2 separate regions of the Homo sapiens genome follow, and region 2 is linked to region 1. The links are chromatin contacts, found by Hi-C or POLR2A ChIA-PET in ENCODE. All regions are on one chromosome and are shown on one strand. The core of a region is the stretch at or near the end of the contact, and the rest is flanking DNA. Distances in the headings are between cores, read along the strand shown. Region 1 overlaps LOC153910 (a long non-coding RNA gene). Region 2 overlaps AIG1 (androgen induced 1).

Evidence for each region. A loop is a pair of places that touch in the nucleus more often than their neighbours do. ChIA-PET counts read pairs that join two places held with the same protein, here RNA polymerase II (POLR2A).
Region 2: a loop to region 1 is called in a map with no recorded cell type, with 3 times the contacts of the local background. The contact joins two enhancer-like sites. A Hi-C loop is called at or near these places in 1 of 37 single-sample maps with no recorded cell type. POLR2A ChIA-PET finds 5 or more read pairs at or near these places in 1 of 52 experiments (HEK293).

The regions. Positions count from the first base shown.
Region 1 is chr6:142,568,993-142,571,692 of GRCh38, reverse strand. All of the region lies in intron 1 of LOC153910 (a long non-coding RNA gene), which reads left to right. Among named protein-coding and RNA genes, the nearest start is that of ADGRG6, 270 kb to the right of the region's middle. Within about 2 kb of position 1,397, at least 2 of the 41 ENCODE cell types and tissues checked have a DNase peak (open chromatin) inside an H3K27ac peak, as active enhancers do.
Region 2 is chr6:143,159,291-143,161,990 of GRCh38, reverse strand. All of the region lies in intron 2 of AIG1 (androgen induced 1), which reads right to left. The region is part of intron 1 of LOC124901416 (a long non-coding RNA gene); the gene reads left to right. Among named protein-coding and RNA genes, the nearest start is that of AIG1, 100 kb to the right of the region's middle. Within about 2 kb of position 1,415, at least 2 of the 41 ENCODE cell types and tissues checked have a DNase peak (open chromatin) inside an H3K27ac peak, as active enhancers do.

The sequences.
Region 1 (2,700 bases), core at 148-2,647:
TAGATTTGATGTTTCTTTGTCCTTTTGATTTATATATTAGGAGTCTGATAGCCCAGGTAGTTTTATGTTTACTCTGGGTATTTGCCCTTTGGAAACAAATTTTTTCCTGTTTACTTTCATTATTGTCTTAACTAATTTACCTGCTTTTTCTTCTGCTATTTTGTTTTATGCTACTCCTTTTTGATCTTTCTTAATATTTATCTCGTTTTATTGAATCTTTAGTTTCTGTTTTATTCTCATCAGTCACATATCTTTTTTCTGGAACATCTATTATTTTATGATTTTCTTTCCTTGGCTACCCATGTTGATCATCAATCATCTTCACTCTTGGCAATTTGAACTCTTTTATGTTTTACTTGACGCTCTGGGAGATATTTAAGTTACTATTCCACAGGACCAATTCATTTTATGCATTGTCAATTCTATTCATTAATGCCTCCAATTCACATATTCATTTCAATTCTGTATGATTACAGAACTTTTTACATTTTAAATTTAAGAATGCTTCTTTCTTTATCTCTGTCTTCATCTTAATGAATTTTCTCCCTGTAATTTTATGCTCTTTTTTCATAGTTGCCATGTAGTCCTGCTTCCTTTAATGACATTAAGAAAATGTCATCATAAATTTTTTCTTTCTGATTTAAAGTTATTTTTCAAATACAAGATTTTTCTCAGAATCTTTGGAAATAGGTTTACATTCCCTTCTAGTTCAGTGTTGTTTCTCTAAAGGTTTGTTTGTTTATATATTCTTGCATGTGATCTATCCAAATTTGATCTATCCAAATCTAGGATTTTGCCACAGACAAGAAGCAGATGTCTTTAGTCCTACTTACAGCCCACCTTAGAGTTGACAGTTTACCCATTTTATCTAACCTGCAGAGCAGAGCTTCCCCTCTAAAAATATTTGAAAACACAATAGAAAGCCATCTCTTGGGAAAGGTTCATCAATAGAACTGTTTGTGGTCAAGAGAATGAATTAGGTAATCACTCAGGAACTCATCCATCCTCCAAGTTTTTCAAACTTTCCTCCTTGCTATAACTTACCAATTGACTTGTCCCCTCTCATAATACCAACCTGGTGAGCTCCAAGCACACAGAACACCATGTGACTTTGCCTGGGAGCTCTGTGGAAAGTGCTGTTTGTTTAAACTGATTGACATCATTTCCTGGAGAATTCAAGGAGTCAAAGTTAAAAAAAATTCTCTAACACTTTCAAAATGAGCAAAATTTTTCACATCATTCTTTGCTTTGGGATTTGCACTGCTAAGACAGCTGCAATAGCAACAGAAATTTAAACCCCAACAAACCACAAAGCTAAATAACAGCTTTCTACTTTTCAAAACTCAGGGGAAAACTATGCACAAGTCACAACTTGTCATGTGCTTCAGTAACTGGAATGTAGTGAGGTGAACTTCAGGTAAGCATCCCACTGAAACAAGGCCAGACTGTGGGCTTCCATGAACATACAGTTTCAAGGAATATCAGTGGGACTGACAACATTTATTGTAATGCAGTTTGCTTCCATTGATCTTCATACTGGCTAAAATCAGAAACCTGGAAAAATAGGTTTTGTATTTCAAGAGGTCTTACAATTTCCTTGAAAAGAGTTTTTTTTTCTAGCTTTATTTGTCATCTATCTCTTCTATGAGACTCTAAACTTGCAAACTGCCAATCCTGCCTGAGAGTAGGTGTTTCTGGGGAGGGTGAACTGAGAAAGGCATGGATGTGGTTTGGGAAAAGAGGGATGTGAATTTCACAACAGCAAAATGACTGTCTAAACCCACTTCAGAGAGAAGGAAATGGCTTAGTGACAAACATCTCAGGTGTGGGAAGTGAACTGAAATGGCTTTGATTCCGTAGTGTGAAAAGAACAAAAGAGTTCTTTGCTTATCATTCAGCTGCCTCAGACTCCTCCACCCTTTCCCTCTTCCTGCCTCCCTCTCATGTTCTGTAAGCTCAGTCCTTTGGAAAGTAAAATCTTGCTGCTCCAGCATTTAATGTTATGCCATTGCTCAGCAATGATCAGGATCTGAAAAATATCTCATCAGCAACTTAAACATTAATCATAGGTTTTTGAACTTTAAATAGTTGCTTGAACTCTAGCAAATCTTGAGTTAGATAAATAAAAATGCACACAAGAGGTTTCAGTTGTCATTCAAATGCTCACAGTTTATTTGGTCTCTGAGGCTCTGCAGCCTGTAAGAAAGAAGGAGTTCTTTGCATTTTGGTACTTCTGAGTAAAAGCAGTTGTGAAAAATATGTAAGGTGATAGCTCATTATGCATCTTCTGTGAATTTCAGGGAAATGTAAGGTTGGAGGTTTGATCAGTCTTTAGCTCTTTCCCTCTGCCACTCTAATTCATACCCATTGATGAGTCAGAAGCAGACTCTCAGAAAAGAGAACTAAAGCCATAGCTCAGAAAAAGTAAGTTTTATTTAGTGTTACATGTTACTTTTATTAAAGAAACCATGGAAGATTTTCTGAACCAAAGGAAGACTATAATGTGGTTGGCTAGAAATGAAGATAAAAGGTTTCTCCAGAAGGCAGGAGGCAAACTCACAGCATTTCCTCCCTGTTGCTAAGTTATGTAAGGAGCAAGATCATAATCAGAATGTTTCTTTGGTGAGCATGGAGCTTAATTTAAAAAGGAATTCAGATGATCTCATAAAGAGTCCTTCAACTGAAAGAGGAATAGCCTTG
Region 2 (2,700 bases), core at 166-2,665, 590 kb before region 1:
CCCTTACAATTTTATGCATTTTACTTCTTTTTTTTTATTGCACTGCCTGTGATCTGCAGCAATATGTTGAATAGAAGTGATGGAGAGTGAGCATCCTTGCCTTCATCTCTATCTTAGGGAAAGTGGTCAGTCTTTCCACACTTAAGTCTGATATTAGCTGCAGGCTTCTTTTAGTTGTCTTTTATCAAGTTGAGAAAAATCTCTTCTATTCTTACTTTATTTGGGAGTTATATACATACACAAAGAATAAGTGCTGAATTTTTCCATTTTTTCAGATGGTTTTGTTTCATACTTGAGACAATCATACAGTTTTCCCTCTTTATTCTGTTAATATGGTGAATTATATCAGTTGATTTTGAAAGTCAAACCAACCTTACATTCCTGGTCATCATATATGATAATTTATATATATATATATATGTACACACACACACACATATATATACACACATATATATATAATATATGTTTTTACTGGATTCAATCTGCTGATACTTTGCAAAGAATTTTCTTTTCATCTCTATTCATGAAGTATACTGATTTCTGATCTATAATTTTCTTTTCTCATAATGTCTTCACCTAATTCTGGTAACAGTATAAATTCTGGAATCAAAAGGTGAGTTGGGAAGTGTTTCCTCTCTATTTTCTGAAGGGTTTTGTGCAAGATTAGTGTAATTTATTCCTTATGCAATTGATATACTTCCCTAGTAAAGCCATCTGGACTTGCAATTTTTCTGGTGGGCAGATTTGTGAATTCATTTTCTTTAATAAATATAGGGCTATTTGGGCTTCCTACTTTGCTTGAGTTGATTTTGGTCATTATTGTCTTTTGAGGAATTTCTATATTTCATCTATGTTTTTGAATTTATAAAATTGTTCTTACTATTCCATCATGGAAACTGGCAAATGCTATGAATCAGTTATTTTTCCCTAGAGAGCCCATTGTTAAATATTTACTAACATATCACTGTTAGGAGTCACTATCTGTTAACCACAAGTGATCATTCATAGCATCCACAACACATGAGACTCAGTGTGAAGCTTTGGTCAATACTTTGATCCCTACCTTATATTGAGGGAATTATATGGGTTATTAAAAGTGAAGTGACTTTCAAGAAAGTGTTAGTTACCTTTCTAAGTGTAATACTAGAAGGTCAGGAGGCCCAGCTAACTGAGTAATCAGTCTTCTAAATAATTCTTTAGATATAAACACAGCACAGATGGTAGCTTCTTGGCTTCCTGCACTGATATCCTCCTGATAGTATAGCCATCAGCAAACCCAAAATAAATTTGAACTCTCCTACCAGGGCATGGATATGGAACAAAAATAGTTTCTCTTGGACAGGCTAAGCGATACTGAAACCTTCCACTGTTGTGAAGAAGCACCTTCTCTGGCCAGGAGCAATGGCCAGCTATTCCTCATCCTACACCTGCTGCTTCTTGGCTGCCAGGAACAGAATACTGTACTTAAACTGAGAGTGGAAGGAGCACAGTCACTTTCCAGTCCTTTAAGCTTTGAGATAAAATACTTGAGTGACAGCTAGTCACTGATGTCTCATTTGAACCCCCAGAACTACTAGGAAATTAATGCCAAAAGAAAACTGGATTTACAGTTTGCCTCTTTTTGAAAGGAGTCTCTCACATGGAGTCTGACAGAAGCTGAAACTTCAGCTTTAGTCCACTTCTAAGAAGAAGCTTTATTGATTAATGGGAAATTCTTTGGAATTGAGTAAGACCAATTAGAATGCAAAGAATGTTGGAGAGAAATTCGCCATGAAGAAGGCTAAAAAGAAGAGTCACTTATCTATAGATTGGTCTATAAAGGCTGGATAGCATCATCTCAAACATTCACTGTTGAGGGAGGGAAGGACAGAGGGAAGAGGGGAGGAAATGGATACATCCTTAAAGTCTGCAGCTTCAACTGGATAAAATCCTATATATATTCTGATAAGTCAGTACTCAGACTCTACCAAATACTGATAGGAAAAGATTTAAATTCTGTTTGGGGCTCTATTACCTTGCTTCCAGATTTCTTTTTCATAACTTACTTTCCAGTCAATTCTTTCTGTTGCAGAAGGGTAATCTTTAGAAATATTTCCATTGTGATTTCTCTTTGCAAACAGAGAAAGTATGGGTGTGAGAATAAGCTGGGTGTTGTGCATGCTATCTGGCTTCGTCTCTGATGGCCCCCATGCAAAGAGTGAATGTCTCCTTCAGCACAGCCCTTGCCTTCCTACTTTCCAGATCTATGGAATCCTGAGTGTCCAAGTCCTTTCCTTCTGACTAATTTTCCTCAACCATATCCTCAAATTCAGAAACGCATAGTGAAGCTTAGGGCTCTCTAAAATGCCACAGTCTCCTTTGTTCCAGAGGACAATCAGTTTCTAGGATTCATTCCTAAAAGCATGACATGGAATTCCTCTCCTTAGAATGTAAGTCTGTGAGTAATGTTAATTTTTTATGCTATGAATTCTGCCCAAATTATCTTAAAACCAGAATCTCCACATAGAAAATTGCCAAAGCACTTGTTGATGTTATGCTCTTTTTTTCGTGGGTTTTAACTATCATCATTTTGGTACATTTATAATTTATCCATATTTGCCTAGATTTCTGTTCTTCATTATCTCTACTGACTGAGGAAGTAATGATAGAATACAAACCCAGCTCCTACAAATGCCTACATGATTTGGTTCCTTCCTT